Linked DNA regions of Mus musculus: region 1 is linked to region 2. A link is a loop called in an ENCODE intact Hi-C map of the cell type or tissue named here. Cell type or tissue: heart. All regions are shown on one strand.

Region 1 (8,000 bases), 110 kb after region 2:
AGGGAAGTGGGGAGGACACAGAGACAAGAGAGGAACACCTGGCTTTGAAATAAGCCCCAGAAAGACTTTAGCCATTAAAGAAATGCACATTAAAACCACTTTAAGCCGGGCGTGGTGGCACACGCCTTTAATCCCAGCACTCGGGAGGCAGAGGCAGGCAGATTTCTGAGTTCGAGGCCAGCCTGGTCTACAGAGTGAGTTCCAGGGCTACACAGAGAAACCCTGTCTCGAAAATCAAAAAAAACAAAAACAACAAAAAAAAAACAAACCAGTTTAAGATTTCATCTCATGCCAACAGAATGGCTTTCAAGAACACTAATAACAACTAGTAACAAAATGGTAGCTAACGTGGGGGAGGGGAACCTTTGTCCACTGTAGCCACTCTGGAAATCAGGCTGGAGGAGTCTCAAAAACAAGTACCACTCCTGGGCATGGACCCAAAGGACTCTAGTTCCTGTGACAGGGATAACAGCTCTTGTTCATTACTGCCCTATTCACAGTGGCTAAGAAATGGAAGCAACTAATGAGTGATCAGGGTTTGTACATACACGGTGGACTACTGCTCAGCTCTAAAGAAAACTGAAATGTGCAAGGAAATGGATGGGATTGGAGAAAATTATTTTAAGTAAGGTAATCCAGGCCCAAATGCACAAATGCCTTATGATCTCATATGAGGACCATAGTGTTAACTGTTTGGTACCGTTTGAGGCATGTGGACTGTGCATGTGAATTACGGTGATGTGAGGTAAGGATTGCCTTAAGGCAAGGCATATAGTAGAACATAAAAAGAAGGGGGCAGCATGGGTAGAAAGGTTTAGGCGGGGAAGGAGGCCTTGAGATTGGAGAGATGAGGATGGGGGATGGGCAGAGGATTAACTTCATCAAGTACTAAGAAGCCATTTGAAGAACAAGGTACACAGCAGCAGCTTGAACGTTGATAGAATGACCAAGTGCCGTCTGCATGGATTCTAGCCCCTCTCCAAGGATAGGACCAGTGCCTGGTGGCCTAGCCAACCACCCAAGTCTGGGGAGGAGTATTCTCATGATTACCTAAACTGAATTATTAGTAACTTTAGCCTTCCGAGTACCAGAGCCGAGATCAATAGACAGAGGTGTCACTGCTCAGCCTGAATCAGAAACCCCTCCTGACAGCAGTGAATAAAGATTCATGGCTGCCCAGGATGGGGAACGTGAGTGACAGGAGTGGGCCCAGCCCTAAGTAAGTCGTATACCACCCCCTCTAAGGCTCTGGGAATGTTGTGCAAGAGAGGGCCGGAAGGTACTGTGCCCCAGACTCGTAAAACTGTTGTAACATTAGCTCACATCAGCTGCTGTTACCTGCACTGGGCCCACACAAGGTCAACGTCATGAGCTTCATTCAGCCTTCTTACCTCTAAACCCTCCCTGTTGGTAGATCCCTAAGAGTGTGGTGGACTCTCTGAGTCCTCCAGTCATTCACTAACAGATAGCTTCAAACCCACGATCACACGGATGGCCCTGGCTAATCTTAATGGATCGCACAACAAAATGAACAGATAGGAACACTGGAGGGATATTTGTGGGGAAGGGAGGGTGGGTGGAAGATGAGAGTGATCAGTCTGCAAAGGGTGGGTGTGCGAACCTATAAAAATAAACTTTGGATTTGTTTAGAGTCATAGGACTTTCCCCATGGTTGGCAGAAAGAAAGGCAACGTGTCTCACGGGTGGAAGTAGGGCTCCACCATAAGCAGGAAAAAAAAAAAAAAAAAAAGCCCAGTTGGTCTTAAAAAGCAACCCTTCTGCTTCAAGAATGCACCAAATGGATTAATGGTGATGCCAGTTACATGGTGACCTGTGTTCAGAACAGGACTTTATTGGCTAGTTGGGAGATAAGTCGTCAGTTTTACACACACACAGTCATAAAGCCATTATCAACTCACCCGGTGGAGCTTCCTTGTCTTTATCTGAGAACTTGAAACTGGGGAAGAGCAGCGCCAGCTCTCTGTTGGCGTCCTCTCTGTCCCGGCTTCCATGCACAGCATTAAAAGGCATTTCTGTGCCGTACTGAGCCCGGAGACTGGTTGGTACAATGTAAAAGAAACAATTGTTTCACTTGAAGAGAAATGCATTGCTCTCTGGCAGCAGGACCACCAGCTACCAGACTGCTTTGCTCTTTGTAGAGAACTGGAGAGTATCAGCCGTGCCAGCACCTGCTGCCCAGGGGTGTTAAACAGAGTCTGGCAACGTTTCTGCCCAGAGAGAGACTACAACTCCCACTGTTGTTGGGTCACAGCTGAGCTCTAGCACCTTGCCTCTCGTGCAGCAATATGACTGATCTTGATAAGAACCCTAATCCTGGTCGAGCTAGGTTAGGACCTATGTGCTGAGCGCCGCTCTAAATGCCTCTGTGCTGCCTGCGGGTGGATAGTCCCACTTCACAGCCTAGGGAACTGAACTGAACTGAACGGAAACGGAGGAGGGACTTGACCCATTAGCTGGTAACCTAAGGTCTGAGCCATCTGCCGCTTTGCTTAGCCCAGTTGCTTCAGTTAGACGCTCTTGTCCCTTAGGACTGCAAAGTACTTTAAGGTTTGTTTGTTTGTTTGTTTTCTGTTTGTTTTTTCTGTTTGTTTTGTTTTTGTTTTTTGCTAAGTTCTTTCCTGTTGTCTGACCATGGCTCTCTGTCAGCTTCAAAAGCCAAGGCCCGTGGATTTGGTACAGTGGACTCCAAGCTAGCTGCTCACTGGGTCATAGAGCAGGCTGAGCAGGTCTAGGTAGGTGTGCTGAACAGGAAGCTGACTCCAGATAGCACTGGCTGTGGTAGCTGAAGTCCACAGGGCAGGCGGTACTGCTGCCTTTGACTTGGAAGGTCCCTGAGATCTGTGACTGAGCCTAACTCAGCAGCAGCCTTTAGAAATCTGGGAGGGGTGGGGTGGGGTAGGATCCCATGTCGGGGAGTCTCAGAAACTCAGACAGTAAGAAGATGTCAAAAACTTCCCAGATATATAGAAAGGCGCCCCCTGGCTACCAGAGCTGACAGCATCACCCACGATTCTGAACCAAACACCAAATGAAGCTTGAGGTGGCTGAAAGGACTACAGCTGATGTCACCTTTCGGGATGTTCCCTCCTGGCCACATTGGGGTCACAAGGTCCCAGGAAGGTTCGCCAAGCGGTGACTACATCCTCGGTGCCCTCGGTCTTGGTGAGAATCAGGAGGTGGCTGGGTCCGCTGCACATGTGATGTACTAGCCTCTCAAATGCCTCCTAGGCACAGGGAAGGAAACAGTGACCTGGGGCAGGAACTACTGAGACCTGAAGCAGGCCAGCGCAACCAGACTACCCATGTGCTGGAAGGGAGGGTTAGTAAGCAGCCTTGTGAGCTTGTAGACACTCAGCCGTGACCTGGCCACCTCAGCCTGCTGTTGATGATGACCAGTCACACTCCAGGACCCCAGGAAGATGAACTGTGGTGGAGCATGAGTTAGGTTGGGTAGTGGCATGCTAAAAGAATGGTGTTTGGATATGTAATACATGGGTATTGGGTCTCCAAGGGTACAGTGTAGACTGCGGCCCTTCTCCTTCAATACCAGTGCTCCTCTGGAAAAGATCCCCTCCTTCATTTCCCTTGTTCCTCATTTCACAACCGTGATGCTTAGCAACTATCACACCTCTGACCTAGGAAGTGGGGCTGTGACCTATAACAGCCCTCAGCCCTACTCCCCAAGCCCGCAAATCATAAGCAGAAGCAAGCAGAGAAAGCAAGATTAAGTGGCAGGCGGCGACGTCTTGAGCGGTTTGCCTAAGGCTTTGGCGTCTGTGGGCCCTAGACTTTCCTTGGTCCCCCTTCTCACCAAGCATCCTTGTTAACCTTTCTCATTCTCTGTCATCGGCTCTGGGAGTTACGGAGCATCCTTCTAATAAACATCTTTATTCCGTTGCTGACTGTTAAAATAGTTTCCTTGCAGCCACGATACTTGAGCAGTACAGGCTCCGATCGTATTCTGAGCTGCAAATCCATTACCCACCCACCTGCCGTTCATGTTCTTGTTCTTCATGTTTATTCCCCCGAGAGGCTATCAACCTATCACCAGAGTGTCGGAGGAGGAGAGAGGATGAGATGGACCAATAGAAGCAGATGAGCTGACCTCTCTGGCTCTGTGTTGATAGAACGCTTGCATTTCTGCCTCTGTCAGGGTTCTCTCTTCTTTTAATAGTATGTCAAATCCTGCTTCCTGGATCTGCAGAATATATGTAATATACATTATACACACACACACACACACACACACACACATATATACACACACATATATACATATATACATGCACACGTACATATACATATAAGTGTGCATTCCTCAGATGTAACTCAAGGCCACACTTGCAGTGATCTTAATGAAAAGAGAAAAGCAATGCAGGTCCTTAGCACCCTCAGCAGCCCCCCACTCAGATCTAACAGTGTTGTAACCCTTGAACAGAATCTGAGTTAGAACTCATCAGAAGCCTTCTTCCCTCAATGCATCCCAGAGCCTGCTGCCCCCATCCCTGTGCATCTACCGCAGGGGACCTGAGAACAGTTACTCAAGGTACGTCATGCGCCTCCCACCTTCATGATGATTTCCTCAGCCTTCCCATGGGCCACTGCATCTGGCTTAATGATGCCCAATGTACAGGTCTTTCCTGATGACGCTGAAATTAACCAGGGGAGCGCTGTCAGATGGCTGGGAAGCCATTGGCAGGGACAGTATTGTTTCAGTGCCAGCTGAAACATTGCTCCATTGCAGCAAGTACCAGGGACAGGCTTGGGCTCCAGGTCTCCATAGACTCAGACTCTAGGGAATGGCACCAATCTGGCACCAGAGCACAGCCAGGAACCCCAGCCTGACTTGGGTGGGCAAAGTCTGACTCTCTGAACTCTGGTCTGGGGACACACGGGGGTGGACATTTCCAAAAGACTCTTCAGAAGCAAACTTGGAATGGCTGAACGAGCTGCCTGGAGATGGGTGAGCAAGGGACACAGGAGCAGAGGACACAAGGGCCAGCCACCCTCAGGCTTTCCTGTCCCCCTCTTGTGGCTCTCGGCTTTAACTGCTGCCTGTCTGGTTTTCTTCTTGTTCTCATGACTCCTTTGCTTTTGCCAAATAAATTTATAGGCATGGATATTTTTTCCTACCTGTATGCCTGTGCACCATGGCCATACAGTACCCACGGAGGCCCAAGAAGGCATTGAATTCCCTGTGTCTGAAGTTACAGACGTGAGCTGCCTTGTGAGTGCCGGAGTAGAAACCGAGTCCTCTGGAAGAGCAGCCAGTGTTCCTAACCGCTGAGCCGCTCTCCAGGCCCCTTCCAGTTTTTCACCTTTTTTGTGTGTGTGACAGAAAAGGTTGCCCCGCGCTCTGCATCTGAACTTTGTGCTTCTCGGCTACTAGATTCCAGCTTCAAACCCCTCTGTCCCTCTTCAGGTTTCCTGAGAGGTCAGCCAGAACAGTGTGAGCCTTTGTTGTTGTTGTTGTTGTTGTTGTTGTTGTTGTTGTTGTTGTTTTGTTTCAGTTTTAGCTTTAGTTTTGACATCGCTTGGGGTCAGCCTTGGTGACCCGGGGCCACCTAGGTCCGAGCTATGGGAATTCTGTAAGCGACAATTTGTGTGGTCCAGGAGCCCATTTCTGTTGCGTTCCTATTGACATGAACTTGCCCTTGGTAACTTACCGGCATCTTCTACAGAATCACCATTTCCCACCACCTATTTTCTATTTATAGGTGTATGCTATCCATTAGACAAGTGTCGCCTAGGGACCCTCGGTCCCCATCCTGTGGCCCTGTTGGGAGGTAGCTGACAGGCAGGTTGTGGCACTCTTGCTCCTTTGCTTCCTGGCTGTGAGATCCTTGCTCCACTGTATGTCCCTGCCTAGAGCCTTTACCACAGGCTCTAAAGCATCTGGACCAACTGGTCTTGGGCAGAAGCCCCCAGAACTCTGAGCAAAGGAAACATCTTGCCAATATAAGATGATTATCCCAAGTGTCTTGAATGGCGACAGAAAGCTGACTTGCACAGTGTACGTCACCCTAAGCAACAGCCTGTGTATTTTTCTATGGCCACCATTTCTGATAGGCTGGGGACACTTGATGTTAAGGCGCTCCTACGACTGACTCTGGGTTGAAGTGGTGGGCTCATGAGATCACCTAAAGGGTAGAGGAAGAGGAGACAAGGCCCTTGTGGGCCTCTTCCCCCAGCCTCAGCTCAAAGTGGGAAACCCAGGAAAAGAGGCCAGAGAAAGAGAAAGATGTTATCTCAGAAGCCAGACAGAGGGGGCTTGAACTGTAGCTCAGAGGTTGAGACACTGGCCTAGCAAGTATGAGGGCCTAGGTTCCATCTCCCAATACATGCATACACACACACACACACACATGGCTAAGGGGGCATAGAGAAGAAAGGCACATGGGCACAATGAATAGCAACCTTTTCTGATTCAAGAGACTATGGTGACCACTTTCTGATTCAAGAGACTGTGGTTGGGGCTGGAGAGCTGACCCAGTGGTTAAGAGCACTGACTGCTCTTTCAGAGATCCTGGGTTCAATTCCCAGAAACCACATGGTGGCTCACAACCATCTGAAATGGGATCCTATGCCCTCTTCTGGTGTGTCTGAAGAAAGCAACATTGTATTCATATACATAAAATAAATAAATAAATCTTTAAAAAAACAAACAAAAAAGGAGACTGTGGACTTTGGCAGCAGGGAGGGCCTCTCATGAGCACCCATTGAGGAGCAATGGGTTCAGGGCCAGGCCACAGCAGGTCAGCAGGAATGGAGGTGAGGGGCGGCCCAAGACATGGACAGAGTTCACAAATCTTAGCTAAGAAGCAGAAGAGGCTGAGGTAGAGAAAGGGTTTCATGTGGTGTTCTGGGTCAAAGAGACTTGGCTGCGGATAGAGCAGAGCAGAGAAGAGGTGATAGTGTAGAAAGGCTATTTCTTGTGAGAGTCAAATCACAGATGGACTTCTCTGTGGTTTCCTGGTTTTCCCAATGTAGAGGTCAGCTCAGGAACGTTGGAAAATTCTGCCAGGCACCCCTCTCCTCCTAGAAGAGACAGGTCAGGGAGCATATAGGCACCCCTCACCTCCTGGAAGAGAAAGGCTGGCATCCCTCTGGAAGACCAGTGGACCAGCCATTGGCCACTTCTTGCTACCTCATTCCCTAAGGACCAATCAGTTTAAAAGTCACACTGTTCTGCCAATCACATTGTGCCTAATGGCTGCTTCTCTGGGGTTGCCACCTCTCCTTCGGGTCTGGGATGAGCCCAGTGCACTAGAACAATAAATTCCTCTTGGTCGGGCGGTAGTGGCATACACCTTTAATCCCAGCACTTGGGAGGCAGAGGCAGGTGGATTTCTGAGTTCGAGGCCAGCCTGGTCTACAGAGTGAGTTCCAGGACAGCCAGGACTACACAGAGAAACCCTATCTTGAAAAACTAACTAACTAACTAACTAAATAAATAAATAAATAAATAAATAAATTCCTCTTGCTTTTACATTGACCCCAGCTCCGCATTGTTCCCTGGGGGCGGGGCTGGAGGGATAACTGGTAATTAAAGCTCAGCAGAGTCTTACACTAAGCCATGCCTGGCAGATTCTGATCCCAACCGTCCTTACTGTGCACCTATGAGAAACAGCCGTGTATCTCAAGCTTCCCTCCACCCGTTGTATCCAGTCCCGGTTCCCTGGCATCTTGGCTGTTAATGCAAGCCATCTTCCCAGTGGGAGCCTGTCTAACTCTCTGGTCCTCAAATGCAGCTGGGCCACTCTTCTCATAGGAAGGTTCAGGAAAGGACATGGCACAGTGCCTATGAGACTTATGGCTGATAGCAGCTAGAGAAAGAGGGAGAGAGGGGGTGGGGCTGTAAACAGGGGACGTGAGGGCTTCTGGTGTTTTAAAAGGAGATAGTAAGGGAAACATGAACTCTCCAGCTCAGACAGGAATTCCTCGCTCCTCTTCTCCATTATTACTGACGTTTCTAGAAG
Region 2 (8,000 bases):
TGCTGTGACTCCAGACAAGGGTTGGTCCACATGGATCTCTGAGAAGACTTCACTACCATCGATTGAGCTGTCATGCAGCAGGATGGACAGCATTTATACACTCTTGTCAGATGTAATTAACATTGAATAATTACATATTAATATAATATCATTTAATATTAAACTGTACAATCCCAAGATAACTTGAATATAGGTACCAAAGTTACATAAAAATTCAGTCAAAATGTAATATACAAGAGCCAATAGGATAATTTCAGCAATTAAGTGGCATTTAATGTATTTACAAAATCTTTATAGTCCCATCTTAGAGAACAGTGTTTCTCAAAATTCATGTGTACTAAGTGCTGAAAACTATGGAAGTGAATGTCTTAAAAATGGTCATCAATCAAATCTCATATGAAATTTAATAAGTCTATATCTGAATCATATAAACATACATCTAAATACAGAGCTTATAACCAAAATTCCATCATTTCATTATTACAAAGTCCAGTAATAAATCAGAAATTCTGCCCTAAAAACAGGGTCTGGAAATCCCACCCCTACATTTATCACAGTCCAGCCTCTGTCTCACTCGGCACTAGCATCCCCATCATCCACTGCAGCGTAGATGGCTTGGTTCCTCCTCTTTATTTTCTTCCTTTGTTCAGGTTCGTGTTCATCACTCAGCCGCTTCAGAGGAAACTTAGCCAAGTCTTTTTCATCCCCAGACTCCACCGTTTCACCACATTTCCCCTCTCCACTTGCTGGAGAACGGGATGCATCGTCAGAGGACACAAACATGGAACTTGGTAAGTTCCTGATGTCAGAAAAGCTTGTAGAGAGGTCAGAAGCCTGGTCAGAAGCAGGTTCCACAGAAGGTGTGTTCATGTCACTGTGAGCGCTTACAGCCTCCTCCTCCTCCTCCTCCTCCTCCTCCTCTTCATCCAGCATGATTTCATCTGGATTAATGGAGGAGAGGGCCGACGTGTCTGTGTTGTACTCACTCCGGTCCTCTTCAGACTCCTCAGTCCCCGGGTCACCCTGCTGCTCATATTCACCACACTGATGGTGCTCTTCCTCTCTGGCCTTCTGAATCATGACATTGATGTCTGTGATGCCAAGCTGGGCACAGAACTCAGTCGTCTGTGGATTGATCCTGTGAACCAGCTTCACTTGTGTCTGGGGCTTACTGGGATCATAACAAGCAGCTGTCATGGTGAAGTTACAGGGGACTTTAGGGTCATGGTTCAATTTTTCCATTACTTCCTTCATAGTTTCTTCCGTTGCACTATAATCCCACCTGTAACAATCAGAGCAGCTGGTTTATACAAGTTATTACCTTCAAACAATAAGCAATGAAACCTAAGTATGGACTCCAGATACAAGGAGTAAAAATGAAATGTTAAAAATTCTACATAAAAGCTGGGCGGTGGTAGCACAGGTCTTTAATCCCAGCACTCAGGCGGCAGAGGCAGGCGGATCTCTGAGTTCGAGGCCAGCCTGGTCTACAGAGTGAGTTCCAGGACAGCCAAGGCTACACAGAGGGACCCCGTCACAAAAAACAAAACGAAAATTCTACATAAGAGCTGCAGAGACGGCTCAATGGTTAAGAATAGACGCTACTTTCCCAGAGGGTTTGGGTTCCATTCCCTGCATCTACTGTCATCTCACAGCCATTTGTAATTCCAGTTCCAGGGATGGACTCCCAATTCTGGCCTGTCAGTGCCAGGCAATGCATGATGCACTGACATTCATACAGGGAAAATACCCATCTGCATAAAATAAAAATTTAAAAACCCCACATGGTAAAATTATAATTAACTTAGCAAAGAATCTTTAGAATAAACATAATAGTCAGTTAACTGTGAGTACAAAGTTGGGGTCTCATGGCCAGTCAGTGCCAGAACCAGGGGGTATATATCCCTAAGTTAGGCCCAATCAGAGACCAGAGGAACGACTACAGCTCACAGGTCATCGAGCAGGCACATGCTAGAAGCTTGCTAGATGCTCAGAACCCAAAACCATTGCCACCTTGCTTCTCCCTCCGTTCTGCAGACAAGCAAACTCCTCAGGAATCAGAACACAACACAGATGAGAGACCACACTGCACATGCAGGGCAGAAGGCAAGCTCTGAGGGAGCAGACGCACCTTGTGTGCAGACCGTTGTCTTCAGGCATATTCCACAGGCCCCCAGTCACATTAATCAGGTCATCAGTGGCCCTGAGAACAGTAAGCCATTCAACGTCATACTCTAAGTACTCAGGAGCACTGGGGTCATGTTCTATCTCTAACACCTAGAGGACAAAATCGGAAATTTTAGGTAATTCATTTATATTTAACAGTCTAATCATTTTAAATTAATTAAATTTTAAAATGTTAACATAAGCAACATCAAAGAATTCCCAAAAACGTAAATTATAAATAGCACAAATAAATTTGGAAGTAGCTAGTTCTTTAAAAATCACTGGAAGAGTAGGACTTTTGTAAAATGACTCCTTTTGTTCTTACCTGAAGGAAGTCTCTGTGTGGCAAGCACTTGTCCAAGGCTAAAAACTTGGTTTCTTTGCCTGCTTGGTCTTTATCTGTGGCCTAGATGATACAAACCACGATGTAAGAATTTTAAAACATCACAACAAGGAATTCATACATTGAATCGAGGAGAAATAATACTTCTTACACATGCTCCCAATTCTATGTTGAAAGAATGACTACCAAGTGAGGAAATAAATAAGAAAGAAGAGAAGAGAAGAGGGGAAGGCAGTCTGCACACACATGGGCAATGATGTGGAAAGCATTAACTACTGCTGGCTGCCGTTTCTTCCATAATTCAGAACAAACACTGAGATGACGATGATGATCACCATGTCGTTAAACACTGACACGCGTGACACAAGTGACTCACACAAACAAATGACAGAAACCCGCTGCTAAACACCTGTACTTTATGATTCTTTTACAGGAATTAATCAGAAGAAGCACAGCTCAAACCGTGCGTGTCTACAGCTAAGGATGCAAAGGTGATTACAAACAGGCACAATAGAGTCTGGGATGTGATGGACACAGTGTCTGTCAGCTAGATGGTCTCGTATGCCCTTAATTCCAACACTCCAGAGGGAGAGGCAGGTGGATCTCTGTGAGTTAGAGGCCAGCCTGGTCTACAGAGTGAGTTCTAGGACAGCCAGGGCTATAGAGAGAAACCTTGTCTCAAAACAAACAAACAAACAAACAAACAAAACCCCAACAACAACAAGAGGCTGAAGAGATGGCTCAGCGGTTAATAGCACTGGCTGCTCTTCTGAAGGTCCTGAGTTCAATTCCCAGTAAACACAATGATGGCTCACAGCTCTCTGTAACGGGATCTGATGCCCTCTTCTGGTGTGTCTGAGGAAATTGACAGTGTACTCACATTTATAAAATAAATAAATTGTTAAAATAAAAAAAATAAGAAAAAAAAAGCTAACAACAAAATTGAACTGTGGGTCAGCAGCTGGAGGTTTCTTTCTGCTTCTAGAGACCTTCTCAGAGGTCTAATGGCCCAAAGGGCACTGTCTTTGTGGAGGTGACACACAATGCTTTCCAAAGCTACTGGAGCAAACCTTCTCTGCACTGGAGGTACAATGCTCCGGAAACAGTTTTATTTGGAAATATCCCAAAGCCTTCCCCCTTTTAAGTTTATGTATTTTTTTAAAATGTAGGAATACTCTGTCTGCATATACACCTACATGCCAGAGGAGGGCACCAAACCCTTTAGAGATGGTGGTAAGCCACCATGTGGTTGCTGTGATTGAATTGAGGACCTCTGGAAGAGCAGCCAGTGTTAACTGCTGAGCCATCCCTCCAAGGCCCTTTCTAACGTGGACCTACTCTAGAAGGAACAGGTGCCCAGGCTCTGTCCAGAAGCAGTTCTGGTTCTGCTCCAGCTGTCTCTGTCTCTACACCTCAGGGACAGGAGCTGGGCTCTGGGACCTTTCAGTCTTCAAACACGTTGGTCCCTCTATTAAAACACTCATAGACTCTATTTCCTCCTGGCACTTTAGATTCAGCTCAACCATGCACTTCACTGGAAATTTTCCCTCTCGAAAACTAGACCAACCCCAGTGTACCAGTCTGAAGCAGCTACCCTCAAGCACCTCAGCCCTGCCCCCACACCCACCCTGCTTGTCATCGCTTGCTCATTTCTCCCCACACTGAGTACTGAGGGAGCAACTCCTAAGACGTAAACTGGGTTCTCTGGTTTTCTGTCCTACCTGATGCTGCATCAGGGCTGCGAACTTGACATGCAGGTGCGCGGAGAACCAGTACGCAGGCTGTAGGTGCTCCAGCAGCTCCGAGGCAGCGGGGCTCCCCAGGGTGCTGTTTTCCACTTCTTGGCGGAAAAAAGATTTGGTCTTAAGAAGCTGCTTCTTATTGCCATAATGATATATATTTCTTGGCCAATCATGAGACAAGAATATATGTACAGGCTGCTTTAACTTTAAGGACAGAAAAACAGAAAGAAAATCCTTAGAAAGAGAGCAACCCAAAACAACTCCCTCCCCAACCATGCACCCCCTCTTGCTTTCTGTGCTAATTCATCCTAGGGATACTTTAAGAAAATTGATAAAAATACTAAGCTTGGGCTGGAGAGCTGGCTCAGCGGTTAAGAGCACTGACTGCCCTTCCAGAGGTCCTGAGTTCAATTCCCAGCAACCACATGGTGGCTCACTGCCATCTGTAATGGGATCTGATGACTTTTTCTAGTATGTCTGAGGAGAGCAACAGTATACTCACATACATAAAGTAAATAAATCTTTAAAAAAATATATCATTTTATTTCAGCATATACTTTTTATCCTTAACCTAAGTATAATTTGTGCAATCACAAATTAAATTACAACTGTTTGTTACAATAAAGTTTTAACCATTAAAAATTAAAATCTATGAGTTTGAGGCCAGCCTGGTCTACAGAGTGAGTTCCAGGACAGCCAGGGCTATACAGAGAAACCCTGTCTCAAAAAACCAAAAAAAAAAAAAATTAAAATTTGTTCAACTGTGAACCTCCAAAAACCTATCCAAACTGTATTTTAGAAACACTAAAGTGGTAGTAGTCAAATATTGCAAGTCAATATAATCAAACATTCTACAAATTTAAATTTACTTCAAATCACTGTTATATACTTTTCACATACCTGTTTTAATTTGTAGACCTCTATATTTCTCACATGATATATACTCCTTATGGTAGATGAATTATAAGGGGGGCACTCAAAATGACCTTAAATTGAAGAGAAATAAACCATATGACCATTGTCTTTCCAAAAGAGATTCCCAATTCGCATTCACACAGCCCATGGAACACAGAGCCCGCCCATGTGTGGAGTCCATGCCAACAGATTAGCATGGAGAGCAGAGGGGCAAGGATGAGGAAGTAGACTTTCAATTAACAGTTACATTAAATATGTACACTTTAGTTGTCAATTTAACTCAGGAAATTTGTGAAATCTATATGAATGTAAGCCACTGCTCTAACCAAAAACCACTTAGATACTGTGAAATGAAAGGTAACTGCGGTGTGTCTAAACAATGAACTACTATCTACAGACAAATGAGCAGATTACAGGTAAGTAATGACCTGGACTTCAGAAACTCGTTAAAGCAGCAAGTAAGCTGCAAAAAGATGCAAGCAACGCAACACATTTACACAAGGTGGAAACACACTGAACCCTGTGTACTCGGCAGTGACATGAAATAACCAAGTGAATGATAAACACCAAGCTGGAAACTGCGATTCCCTGGCTACCAGAGGGGGAAGAAGAGGAATCCGACAGTCAAGTCAGTGAACTTCTACTATACCTATACTGTTGTATTTCTTAAAAGTCAAAATTAAAATGGCAAACCCTGAAAAAATTCTAATAAAACTAGATCATGGACACATAGATATACTATATAGCATCTACATTTTCCTGTCCATAAAATACTTATAATAAAAAATTAAGAATAATATCATTTACAGAAGGAATCTGATGAATAAGTCAAACTATAAATTTTGGTTATTTTACTAGAGGGCATGCAAGCTCTAAACTATAAAAGTAATCCCGTCAGAACAATACCTTTTCTATAATCATGAGATTTAAATATGCCAGAGATGCCACCAATCCTTACTCCTCGGTATTTGACAACACCAGCCAAGCCTGAAAAATTATGCATTTTAGTAAAACGGTTTAAGCAAAAAAGAATCTACTAAGAAAAGAAAAGAAATCTTTTAGAAGCCTGAAATTCTATGCGGTCCTTAAATCATTTGAAAGTATTTGCCATCCCTCTTCACACACTGTTATATGCTGATGATCCACAAGGCAGAGTAGGCCTGGAACCAATCAGACAAGAAACTAAGTGGATTCTAAAAGGATGAAGAGACAGGATGTTAAAAGCAAACAGTGAACTGTGGTACCTAACAGTGCATGGTGATACCTAACAGTGTACTGTGGTACCCAGCTGAACATGCAATTATGTGGGAGAAAGTGAAGGGGAAGGACAATGTCCTGTGATGGCCTTACACAGTGGGAGTCAAGTCAGCAGGTGTAATGTCCAAAGAGCACTGCATTTCTACATTTTCATTTTCAACTCAACTGACAATCCCACCTTGTCTTTTCATTTGTTTGAGACAGGTCTTATGATGCAGTTCTGGATGACCTGGAATTCACTCCATAGACCTGGCTGGCCTCAAAACTCCTAGAGATCAGCCTGCCTCTGCCGCTACAGTGTTGGAATTAAAAACATGCCCAGCCCAAATTCATCTCTTCATAATACTGAGATTGTTGAAAGATGGCAAATCAGTAATGACAGAGAAACAAAATTCCCAAAGTTAAGATTTCATCACTAGAAAAACTTGAACATTATTCTAGAAACAATCACTTATATAAAGAGATAAAAGACCTGCAAACTTTAAAAGATGAAAAACAAAAGGAACACTTCAAGTGATATCATAGTAAATCCAGTCAGCTAAATCCAGAGCCCAGGAAATGCTACAGGGCAATCAACCTCACTGCCTACAACACACAAACCATAGAGGAAACAGAAAACAGAAACAAGGGAAGGAAGGATAAAGAGTCTAAGAGGCAGAGCCCTGAACACCAAATATTTGGATCCTACCTGAGCAAGTCATTTGTAGATCCGGTAACTGAGACATGCAGAGAAATGCGTATGGACAAGGCACGAGAGAAGGACTAACTCACTATAGTTAGGTATAAAATGGCACCAGAACTACGTGTGTCTAAAAAAAATCTATCACTCGAAAGTCATGTACTTAGGGGCTGGAGAGATGGCTCAGAGCACTGGATGCTTTTCCACAGGTCCCGAGTTCAATTCCCAGCACCACATGGTGGCTTCTAACCATCTATAATGGGATCTGGTGCTCTGTAGGCACATATGCACTCAGAACACTGTATACACGGTAGATAAATAAATACATCTTGGGGTAGGGGGAGTCATGTACTTAAAAATCCACAAATGAAATAACCCAGTGGTTAGGATTTGCTTTAAGGCATCCCAGCCATCTCCCTCAGGAAAAGTTTAAACAATACTGGATATTTAAATATGGGAGTAGAACAAAGTAATAGGAGTTGAGGTTAACAAGTAAAGAAATTTATTAAACTACTCGGTATTTTTATGTATGTTTAGCATTTTCCATTATAAAGTTTAATGCAATAAGAAAAAAGCAAAGAGACTACAAAAAAAAAAACTTGTCATCATATTAGCTATTATTTAAACCTCTAGAAGAAAATGGATGTATGTTCATGACTGGCCATTTAATAACTATTTTAACTCAATTCTCATGATTATTTAAGTTAATGGCATTCACCACATGTCTTCTAGAAGCTGCCCAGCTGGTACAGATTCTGACAAGACCAAAAAAAGTGCACATAAACACATACCTAAATAATAAATATTCGGCGCTACCCAGCCACCATAGGGTAACTCTTGCAAATGGTTTGAGGCTTCATGGTTTCCTCCAATGAAGATGGTGAGAACCGGGGCCTTT

The links. Hi-C counts contacts between places; a loop is a spot of excess contacts. Peaks named below come from ENCODE experiments on the same cell type or tissue, not always from the same donor. Only the 100,000 strongest peaks of a DNase experiment are listed, where the experiment ranks them.
Region 1: it touches region 2 in a loop (6-fold over the local background); 15 of 42 quality-filtered maps call a loop at or near these places.

The regions. Positions count from the first base shown.
Region 1 is chr9:99,464,846-99,472,845 of GRCm38, reverse strand. Nme9 (NME/NM23 family member 9) reads right to left here. Exons shown (of 10, transcript NM_001165957.1): 5 at 4,588-4,670; 6 at 4,127-4,219; 7 at 3,091-3,245; 8 at 1,916-2,056. 1600029I14Rik (RIKEN cDNA 1600029I14 gene) reads right to left here and starts at 2,425. Exons shown (of 2, transcript NR_028123.1): 1 at 1,920-2,425. In heart, a CTCF peak has its summit at 3,019; no DNase peak of the experiment used is centred here.
Region 2 is chr9:99,576,594-99,584,593 of GRCm38, reverse strand. Dbr1 (debranching RNA lariats 1) reads right to left here. Exons shown (of 8, transcript NM_031403.3): 2 at 7,894-8,000; 3 at 6,073-6,153; 4 at 5,152-5,237; 5 at 4,231-4,455; 6 at 2,492-2,572; 7 at 2,132-2,277; 8 at 251-1,282. The coding sequence ends at 571. Among named protein-coding and RNA genes, the nearest start is that of Dbr1, 4.8 kb to the right of the region's middle. In heart, a CTCF peak has its summit at 3,704 (motif pointing right); no DNase peak of the experiment used is centred here; H3K4me3 peaks cover 1,024 bases.